2 separate regions of the Homo sapiens genome follow, and region 2 is linked to region 1. Evidence: chromatin contacts called from ENCODE Hi-C or POLR2A ChIA-PET data. All regions are on one chromosome and are shown on one strand. The core of a region is the stretch at or near the end of the contact, and the rest is flanking DNA. Distances in the headings are between cores, read along the strand shown. Region 1 overlaps FOXO1 (forkhead box O1). Region 2 has its middle 16 kb from the start of FOXO1.

Region 1 (5,314 bases), core at 348-2,847:
GAACTCAGATCTCACCACCCTACTCCAACCTGGGCCACAGAGCGAGATTCCATCAAAAAAAAAACAAAAAACAAAAAACAAAATGGTGGGGTCTGTTAAACATTTGCCACACAAGCTGTACAACCTCAAACAAGGTAGGGTCCTCTACCTCTCTGGGTCTCCATTTCCTGACCTGTAAAATGTTGATGATACTTACACCATGAAAGGCTACTGTAAGAATAAAATAATGGGCTGGGCCCAGTGGCTCATGCCTGTAATCTCAGCACTCTGGGAGGCCAATATGAGAGGACTGCTTGAGGCCAGGAGTTCAATACCAGCCTGGTCGATATAGCAAGATCCCATTTCTATTTTTCAAAAACTTTTTTTTTTTTTTTTTTTTGAGACAGAGTTTCACTCTTTGTTGCCCAGGCTGGAGTGCAGTGGCACAATCCCAGCTCACTGCAACCTCCACCTCCTGGGTTCAAATGATTCTCCCGTCTCAGCCTCCCAAGTAGCTGAGATTACAGGCATGCACCACCACACCCAGCTGACTTTTGTATTTTTAGTAGCTGGTCTCAAACTCCTGACCTCAGGTGATTCACCCGCCTTGGACTCCCAAAGTGCTGGGATTACAGGCGTGAGCCACCACACCTGGCCAAAAAATAATAATAATATTGTTTTAAAAGAAGGAAATAACAAGAAGCCTAGCACAATACCTGGTGGAGTACAAGTGCTAGGCTGAATAAACTACTGTAATTATAAACAGTGACTTTTCCTGAATACTATGCGCTAGGTACTGTTCTTTAGGCACCTTACCATGTATTATTAATTTATGTAGCTCTCATAACAACCCTTGATCATTATTGCACCAACTTACAAATGAGGAAACTGAGGCATGAAGATTAAGAACTTCATTCACAAGTGGAGGAAGGTTGGATTCAAACTTGACAGAAAGATACCCCAACTCAACACTGTGACAGCCTTTCTGGTGGCAGTGGCAATTGATCCCATGTAAAAAGCTTATGGCCGAGCGCGGTGGCTCACGTCTGTAATCTCAGCACTTTGGGAGTGCCAAGGCAGGCGGATCAGGAGGTCAGGAGATTGAGGCCATCCTGGCTAACACGGTGAAACCCCGTCTCTACTAAAAATACAAAAAATTAGCCGGGCATGGTGACACGTGCCTGTAGTCCCAGCTACTCAGGAGGCTGAGGCAGGAGAATAGCTTGAACCCGGGAGGCGGAGGTTGCAGTGAGCCAAGATCGTGCCACTGCACTCCAGCCTGGGCAACAGAGTGAGACTCCATCACAAAAAAAAAAAAAAAAAAAAAAAAAGGTTACAATAGGTCCTGCTGGGATTTCACCCTCAACCTTACGTCTTCCTAGCTATCAAATTTTAACCAACTCAAAAAATGTCAGCCTTCTATTTTCTGCTTTCTATATATAATCTGTACTTCACCAAAGTAATGATAATAATAGCTACCATTTATAAAACACTTCCTACACAGCAAACGCTACTCTAGAACACATTTTATGTTTTGTTCAATTCTCACAACAACCTATAAGAGTTACTATTTACATTCTTCACACGAGTAAAGAGCAGCACAGGAGGTCAACTGCCCAAGTGATAAAGTTGGTAAGCACTGAAGGCAGAACTCCACCCAGGCAGTGTGACCGGCAAACCGAAGCACTTACGCACTCTACTATACTGACTTCCTCAGCAACTACTCACTTTATGGGAATAACTGGTTATTTAGATAAGCAATACTATACAGAACTGCAGAAAAAGTTCATGTTTATCTGTATTACAGATGAGACTAAGATACTGGAGGCACCACACTTAGGGTCATTTGCAAGCTGTAGTACACATTTTACTGCCAACAGTCCACTACTGAGTTAACAGTGATATGTCTACCCACTTAAAAGTTTTTGTATTTTAAAAAATTCTTGAAATTTGGTTTTTCTGTCAGTAGACTTCAGTGGCAGAAAGGCTGGAATGCTGTGAAGGTTCTTTCTGTTTCTAAATTTAGGAACAGCAAGGATTGGTTTAGGGTCAGTTTAGTACAATGACAGCAGTGAACCAGATCATTTAATTTAAGGACCTAGTAATTTAAAAGGATGCACTAGAAAAACATGTCAAGCCAGATGAGAACCTCTGGCATCACCATCATCACCATAAGGAGATAACTTATAGAGGAACGTTGAAGTGATGTAAGGAAGACATTATATGAAAGAATACATTTTTGCTTCTCCAACAAAAAAAAAAGCTAAAATTTGTCATTTTTAAATGTCTGTTTCATTCCCATTGTGTGTGAGAAACTAAATATTAAGATGTTTCCTGGGACCAGAAAGGAAAAGTAAATAGAATTCTGCCCTTAAAAGCTTACAGTCCAATGAGATTTGGGGGCGAGAGACTAACTCACAAAAAGTTCCAAGAGAGAGCACACCTGTTAAGGGGGGAATCAAAGGAAACAGAGAAATCCCATTCAATTGGGGAGGAAATCAAGACAACAAGCTTCACAAAAAAGGCAGCAAAATAGGCAGTCTGGGAGGAGGAGGAGGGGGCCTAAGGTTTCAGAAGGTGGCAATGGTCCTAGGAAAATACATGCCCACTCACGACAGTGGTGAGAAGTGGTCATCAGAAGGATGGGCACTGTATTCATACTGTGATGAGGCACTGAAGGCAGTAGAAACTTCAGACCATCACTGGAAGTTCTGAAATGGAAGGAAGGGGGGCAGGGCAGCGCACCACCTCTGTAACTCCAGAACAGTCACTAAGGCCAGGCACGGTGGCTCACGCCTATAATCCAAGCACTTTGGGAGGCCAATGCGGGTGGATCACCTGACGTCAGGAGTTCGAGACCAGCCTGACCAACATGGTAAAACCCCGTCTCTACTAAAAATACAAAAATTAGCCAGGTGTGGTGGTGCGTGCCTGTAATCCCAGCTACTTGGGAGGCTGAGGCAGGAGAATCGCTTGAACCCGGGAGCAGGGGGTTGCAGTGAGCTGAGATCAGATAGTGCCACTGCACTCCAGCCTGGGCAACAAGAGGGAAACTCTGTCTTTAAAAAAAAAAACAACAACAGTTACTAAGACAATGAAAAGGGAAGCAGGGATATGGAGAAGGTTCAAGAGCCAGCAGAGTGACTCATCTCTTCAGAGGTCACAAGCCTCAGGGCTGATGGAATAGGAGGTCAGACCCTCTGACAGTCTAACCCTGCTTGGCCCTACCACAGGGTCGCCTGTCAGTAGTCCAGAGCCCTACACGTCATTCTTCTAGTTTTAGGTGCAGTAAATAAAAACACTAGTAACTAAGTTAGGAATTCTCTCAGTTTTTTATTCCAATAGTTCAAAATCACTCACTAAGCAACAAAGGCATTTTCATGCAGGAAAAAAATAAACTAATTTTGTCTAGAGCAGGGAGGGTTTCACAACTTCAGCACTACTGACACACATAGTGGCCAGCACTACTGGTCAGATAATTCTCTGTTATGGGAGGTCGGTCCTGTGCTTTGCACGGTGTTTAGCAGCACCCCTGATCTCTAATCACTAGATGCCAGTAGCAACACATCCCCACCCAAGCTGTGACAACAAAAGATGTTTCTTGAATTGCCAAATGTCAGAGGGACCAGCTGAGAACCACTAGCCCAGTCTTTAGCAGAGGAAGAATTTAGACCTAATTAGAAGTTTTTTCCTTTCTCCCTTCTATCTGAAAAATCTTCGAAAATAAAACGACTGAGAACGGGAGAGAGCAACCTTTGCCTTATGTGGCAAACCCAATCCCTCAATCCTCACGACAATCTTAGCAAGTGCTATCCTCATTATACATGTGAGAAAACCTATCCTTAAATGTTAATTTGTCCAAGGTTAAGTTAAACAAGCTTGAACGGATTTGTGACAATACTCAAGGTTCTAAACACTACAGAACCTCTGCCCCCACAGGGCCATAGATTCCACTCCTTGAATAAAACAAACATTAAAAACTCTAGATAATCCTACACTAAAATAGCACAAATCCTGTCCATCTATTAGGAACCAATTACTCAAGAAAAAGCTAAAGGGCCACACACTTCATGCAAGCATCATATGTAAAGGGAATTAAAAGAATTGCTTTAGGTCACTGTGATTTCTTTTAAAGGATAAGGAAAGGGAAAGGGAGGGACGATGAACATTATTTGGAAGCAGAGTCCTAAGCCAAGCAATGTCTGGCTCTGAAGGTAGCCCTGGTTACCACTGCCTCTGAACTACACTACACTCTCTCTCTCTAAGTATCGTCCAAAGCAAAACCAAAAGACTTTCTCAATGAGGGCGCTCCTGGGCGCTATTCTGCTCATCTGATGATCCAGTTAGAAGGGCGGCTTTAGCATCCCCCAAGCCCTGAGTCTCAGGACCTCAGTCTGGAGCAGGTCACTTCGCTTCTCTTCACCTCAGTTTCCTGTGCATGCAATAGAGACAGTACCTAATGGGAAGGACTGACCTGTTCTTAGTAAAATGTGGATGAAAGCTTAAGGATTTCTTTTTGTCCTCGTCCCTTAACTAAAGTATCAGTAGCCTTCCTGAAGCTTAAGCTCACCCCAAGAACAAAGTATTTTCTGTCCAAACAGGTCAGTGTTTGTTATTTCTTTTGTTGTTGTTGTTGTTGTTGTTGTTGTTGTTGTTGTTGTTTGAGACAGAGTTTTTGCTCTGTTTCCCAGGCTGGAGTGCAATGGCACAATCTCGGCTTACTGCAACCTCTGCCTCCTGGGTTCAAGCCATTCTCCTGCCTCAGCCTCCCAAGTAGCTGCGATTACAGGCACCTGCCACCATACCCGGCTGATTTTTGTATTTTTAGTAGAGACAAGATTTCACCATGTTGGCCAGGCTGGTCTCAAACTCTTGACCTCAAGTGATCCACCCGCCTTGGCCCTCCAAAGTGCTAGGATTACAGGCGTGAGCCATCGTGCCCGGCCAGTGTTTGTTATTTCTATGTGCCAACCCCACAGCAACAACAAGGACAAGTTTCCATTCCCCGTAAAAGGAGGTTCTTTTCCTCCGTCTTCTAGGCAGTATGTGTAGGGGGTGACAGAGCCAACAGTGAAGCCAACTAAATAGAGCCTTCCTATCCATCTGGTGAGGAAACCACAGGCAACTCCTCTTCACCACACCCTGAGCCACGACAGGGTTACTTGGTCAACTCCTCCCAACCGCTCATTAATCATCACCACAAACACACCTGAATTATTCTCCTTAGAGAACAATTCACTAATACTTTGACATAAATCTCATTATATCTCATTATATATATCATATATATATATATCATTATATATTTTTCATCTTTAAGAGTCTAGTTAACTAG
Region 2 (4,823 bases), core at 604-3,103, 44 kb after region 1:
GGAATGAAAGGACCCTAATTCAGGGAGGCAGTTAAGCAAATAAAGCACTAATTTTAGAGGCAGTCTCAACCAAACCCACTCTTCTAATGCGTAGTTGTTTAACAAAGCGGCACAGTCAGCACCATACAGGAAAACTGACTTACTATGTGCCAGGTATTGTTCTAAGCTTATTTATTTATTTATTTATTTATTTATTCATTTATTTATTTATTTATTAATGAGATGGAGTCTTGCTCTGTCGCCCAGTCTGGAGTGCAGTGGCGCGATCTCGACTCTCGACTCACTGCAACCTCCACCTCCCGGGTTCAAGCAATTCTCCTGCCTCAGCCTCCCGAGTAGCTGGGATTACAGGCACATGCCACCACGCCCAGCTAACTTTTGTATTTTTAGTAGAGACAGGGTTTCACCATGTTGGCCGGGCTGGTCTCAAACTCCTGACCTCAAGTGATCTGCCAGCCTTGGCCTCCCAAAGTGCTGAGATTATAGGCGTGAGCTACCGCACCCAGCCTCTAAGCACTTTTCTATATAAACTCATTTAATCTTCACAAGACCCTACTGGGCAGGTGTGATTGGAAATTGAGGCACAGGGAGGTTGGTTACTTGCACAGCTGGGATACAAACCCAGGCAGGCTAGAGCCACGGCTTTGCTTCTAACCAGTAATCCATGCTGCTTCCTTAGTTAATAGCTCTAATGCTTATTACCCCTCCCTCACCAACCACTCAGCAGGACAAAGTGGTAAATTCAAATTCAGGCTCTACTCCTTATTCCTCCAGGCAGTTTCATTATCTGAGTACTTGGCATAATAATATCTTCCTGCTGTGGGGGTCGCCTGAGATAATGATACAGGTGCTTGCCTGTGGAATCAGCCCCAGGCACTGCAGGCCTGTTTGCAGTCCCCTCTGTATCTCGGGTCTCAAGTTCCCTCTGATGATATTCAAAGAAACTCCACCAGGGCCTTAGGTTCCATCAGGGGCTTCTTCCAGATCATCTTGTATCGGTAACGCACAATGATTCAGCCACACCCATCCACAAAGGCTCATTACCTCTTGCTTTCAGTAAACCAGGCTGAACACAGGTAAGAATAGGAGAAAAAAGAGGTCCCAACTCATGCTTCCCTGACCCCTGTATCTCTTCCCTAGGCTTCTGGAGAGCCTGCCCGAGGCAGCTGGCAGCCCTTAGAACATTAGAAGGAGAAAGTTTTTGGATGCAAAGTATTCGTGAGGAGGGCTCATTGAAAAGAAAAGGCAGCCTATTGAAATTCAAGTTAAGCTTAGACCAGATCCTATGGCTAACTCCCATAGGATATCCTCCCGCTATCTCATGTGGGGATAGCCATAGGATCTGGTCTATGCTTGCAGAGCCATACAACCCTCCTCCCCACACCCAGTTGCCCGTAAGTACAATTTGAGCTCCCCACCCACCATGGTCTGCTGTACATCTTGATACCAGACCTGCCTTTCCTGGAGCTGGCCTCAGATGGATTCAGCTGGATCCAGTCCAACCAGATTGTAAGCTCTGGCCCTCCAGATAACCTCTGTGGCTTCCTCCAGGCCTCCCACAGTTGGGGCCTCTTGGAATCACAGTTGATAATGTTAGTTGCCAGCAATCACCCCGATCTCTAAAACTTCATCTCCGTGCTTTCCGTTCCTTTGCCAACCACCTGTTCAGGCTGATGATGACATTTAATGAATCTCCTTCCTTCCTAGTCTTGATAACAGCACAGGTCCCTCACCATACGAAGAGAAACAGCCTTTCAAGAACCTGCTTTGGAAATTGGCACTCTCGACATACAACTGCATTCCTTTCAGCTCACATTACTGCAGCTGCTCCAGTGCCAGCATCTAAACCATCTCATCTTGTGTCCAGTGCAGTGAAATCACCTTGTGGGGAGAGCAGTCAATGTGTTGGTAGGGACCAAGGGCCGAGCCTACCCCACTGGGAACTGGCTGGGCTGGGCCCTGTGTTTGATAGAAATCCTAACATATTCAGAGCCATAGGAATTTTCTTTTTTCTTATGCTGATAGTTTACTTCCATACTACTAAAATTTGCAAAACAAAATGCCACAGGCTAGGCTAAATACAGTGCACATTCTATCTCTCTCTCTTTTTTTTTTTTTTTTACATTTTTTTGAGACAGAGTTTCACTTTTGTCGCCCAGGCTGGAGTGTAATGGCATGATCTGGGCTCACTGCAACCTCCATCTCCCGAGTTCAAGCAATTCTCCTGCCTCAGTCTCCCAAGTAGCTGGGATTACAGGCACCCGCCCCCAACCATGCCTGGCTAATTTTTTTTTTGTATTTTTAGTAGAGATGTGGTTTCACCATGTTGGCCAGGCTGGTCTCAAACCCCTGACCTCAGGTGATCCACCTGCCTCGGCCTCCCAAAGTGCTGGGATTACAGGCGTGAGCCACCGCGCCGGCCATAGTGCACATTCTCACATGCGCTGCATGGCCACAGGGAAAGGCATAAGCTTTCTTGTCCCCCTCCATCTGATATAAATAAATAATCCAAGAAACAGAGCATTTACTTTTTCAGGACCAGATTTATTCATGGTATTGGCTGCTCTTCTGGTAAATGAGCTCGGCTTCCAGGAATCAAGCCTGCCCACGTAAACATGGCACCCCGACCCCTGAGAATGTTAGCTGGCCACTCCTCACCATATACTCCTGCCATACCACAAGTGGATGGCTAAATGGTTCACGCCCAAACTGTCATCTATCTAGAAGCTATTACAATCTAGATTTTTAAAGTTACGTATTCTAGATCCACAAAAGGTACAACAGACTAAGTGCACTTAAGTTTTGCAATTTGTTTCAGCTTGAAGGATTTCCATACGTAATTGCCCACAGTTGTTATGCAGTGTCAGAGAGCTAGCACAAAAGGCGGTCTCCCTGAGACATAAACCAATCTAAACAGAGCTGTCACTATAGTTTTTACACAGATGATGATTCTCCCTTCTGCAAATTTAGGTCATGGTAATCTGTCTGTTACTTTTGATCTTCCCATTGAACTATGTTTCTCCATCTTGCTAGTGTCTTCGATCGTTTTCTTTTGTGAAGGGGCAAAAGAAAAGTTATCCAAAAATTCTTTTTCCACTCTGGTAAAAGTAGTTTTAAGATAATACTAAAAAGTAATGTTTTATCGCCCTCTACTGGTATATGACATTAATAGCCATTTGCAAAAAAGTTAACTTTTAGAGAAAAGGTAATAAAATTCAGAAAAGTCAAAAAAAAAAAGAGCCTTTTATGTGCCTTTAACATTTGTCTTATTTTTATTTTTATTTTTTTGAGATGGAGTCTCGCTCTGTAGCCCAGGCTGGAGTGCAGTGGCATGACCTTGGCTCACCGCAACCTCTACCTCCCAGGTTCAAGCAATTCTGCCTCAGCCTCCCAAGTACCTGGGATCACAGGCACGTGCCACCACACCCAGCTAATTTTTGTATTTTTAGTAGAGATGGGGTTTCACCATGTTGGCCGGGCTGGTCTTGAACTTCTGACCTCGTAATCCACCTGCCTTGGCCTCCCAAAGTGGTGGGATTACAGAGGTGAGCCACTTCGCCCAGCCAAAATTTTTTTCTTTTTCTTTCTTTTTTTTTTTTTTGAGATGCAGTCTCGCTCTGTCGCCCAGGCTGGAGTGCAGTGGCGTGATCTCGTCTCACTGCAACCTCCACCTCCCAGGTTCAAGCAATTGTCTTGCCTCAGCCTCCTGAGTAGCTGGGATTACAGGCGCACACTGCTACGCCTGACTAATTTTTTGTACTTTAGTAGAGATGGGGTTTCACCGTGTTGCCCAGGCTGGTCTCGAACTCCTGAGCTCAGGCAGTCCTCCCGCCTCGGCCTCCCAAAGTGCTGGGATTACAGGCGTGAGCCACCGTGCCCTGCAGTTTCATTTTTATAATATCTTAAGGTAACATAAATACTTTACCTTTTTTTTTTTTTTTTTTTTGAGACGGGGTCTCTCTCTTGCCCAGGCTGGAGAACAGTGGCGTGATCTTGGCTCACTGCAACCTTTACCTCCCGTGATCAAGCAATTCTCCTGTCTCAGCCTCCCAAGTAGCTGGGACTATAGGCGCCTGCCATCACACCCAGCTAATTTTAATTTTTGTATTTTTAGTAGAGACGGGGTTTCACCATATTGGTCAGGCTGGTCTCGAACTCTTGGCCTTAGGTGATCCACCCACTTTGGCCTTCCAAAGTCCTGGGATTACAGGCATGAGCCACTGCACCCAGCCATTTGCTTTGTTTTTTAAAATTTTTATTTATTTTAATATTTTTAGTAGAGATGGGGTTTCACCATGTTGGCCAGGCTGGTCTCGAACTCCCGGTCTCAAGTGATCTGCCTGCCTCTGCCTCCCAAGGTGCCAGGATTACAGGAGTGAGCCACTGTGCCTGGCCACTATTTTCATTATTGTTCATTATACAGGCATCTTTTAACATTAGGTATCTGACTTGTCTGCATCTTTTGTTCTAATATTGAGCTTTGCTGGGGGAAAAAAAGTTTATCAGTTGCATAATTTGGGGAAACTTTCTAAAGATACTTATTAAGAGAGAATTTCTCTTAGATATTCTCACTCTCTCTGAAGCATCTTTCTTTTAATTAATTAATTAATTAATTAATTTTTTTTTTTTTTTTTTTTTTTTTGAGACGGAGTCTCGCTCTGTCGCCCAGGCTGGAGTGCAGTGGCAAAATCAGGCTAACTGCTACCTTGACCTCCCGGTCTCAAGTGACCCTCCCACCTCCGCCTCCCAAGTAGCTGGGACTACAGGTGTGTTGCACCATGCCGGGCTAATTTTTTTAAAACTTCCTGGGCTGGTTGAAGCTT

Evidence for each region. A loop is a pair of places that touch in the nucleus more often than their neighbours do. ChIA-PET counts read pairs that join two places held with the same protein, here RNA polymerase II (POLR2A). Pooled maps may share reads with other maps.
Region 2: POLR2A ChIA-PET joins it to region 1 with 10 read pairs in WTC11. The contact joins two enhancer-like sites. A Hi-C loop is called at or near these places in 2 of 37 single-sample maps with no recorded cell type and 1 of 50 pooled maps. POLR2A ChIA-PET finds 5 or more read pairs at or near these places in 4 of 52 experiments (GM12878, T-cell, WTC11 and 1 more).

Annotation. Positions count from the first base shown.
Region 1 is chr13:40,636,159-40,641,472 of GRCh38, forward strand. The region is part of intron 1 of FOXO1 (forkhead box O1); the gene reads right to left. Among named protein-coding and RNA genes, the nearest start is that of FOXO1, 28 kb to the right of the region's middle. Within about 2 kb of position 1,598, at least 2 of the 41 ENCODE cell types and tissues checked have a DNase peak (open chromatin) inside an H3K27ac peak, as active enhancers do.
Region 2 is chr13:40,680,023-40,684,845 of GRCh38, forward strand. No RefSeq gene overlaps it. Among named protein-coding and RNA genes, the nearest start is that of FOXO1, 16 kb to the left of the region's middle. RefSeq lists enhancers at 1-651, 652-1,416, 1,417-2,181. Within about 2 kb of position 1,854, at least 3 of the 41 ENCODE cell types and tissues checked have a DNase peak (open chromatin) inside an H3K27ac peak, as active enhancers do.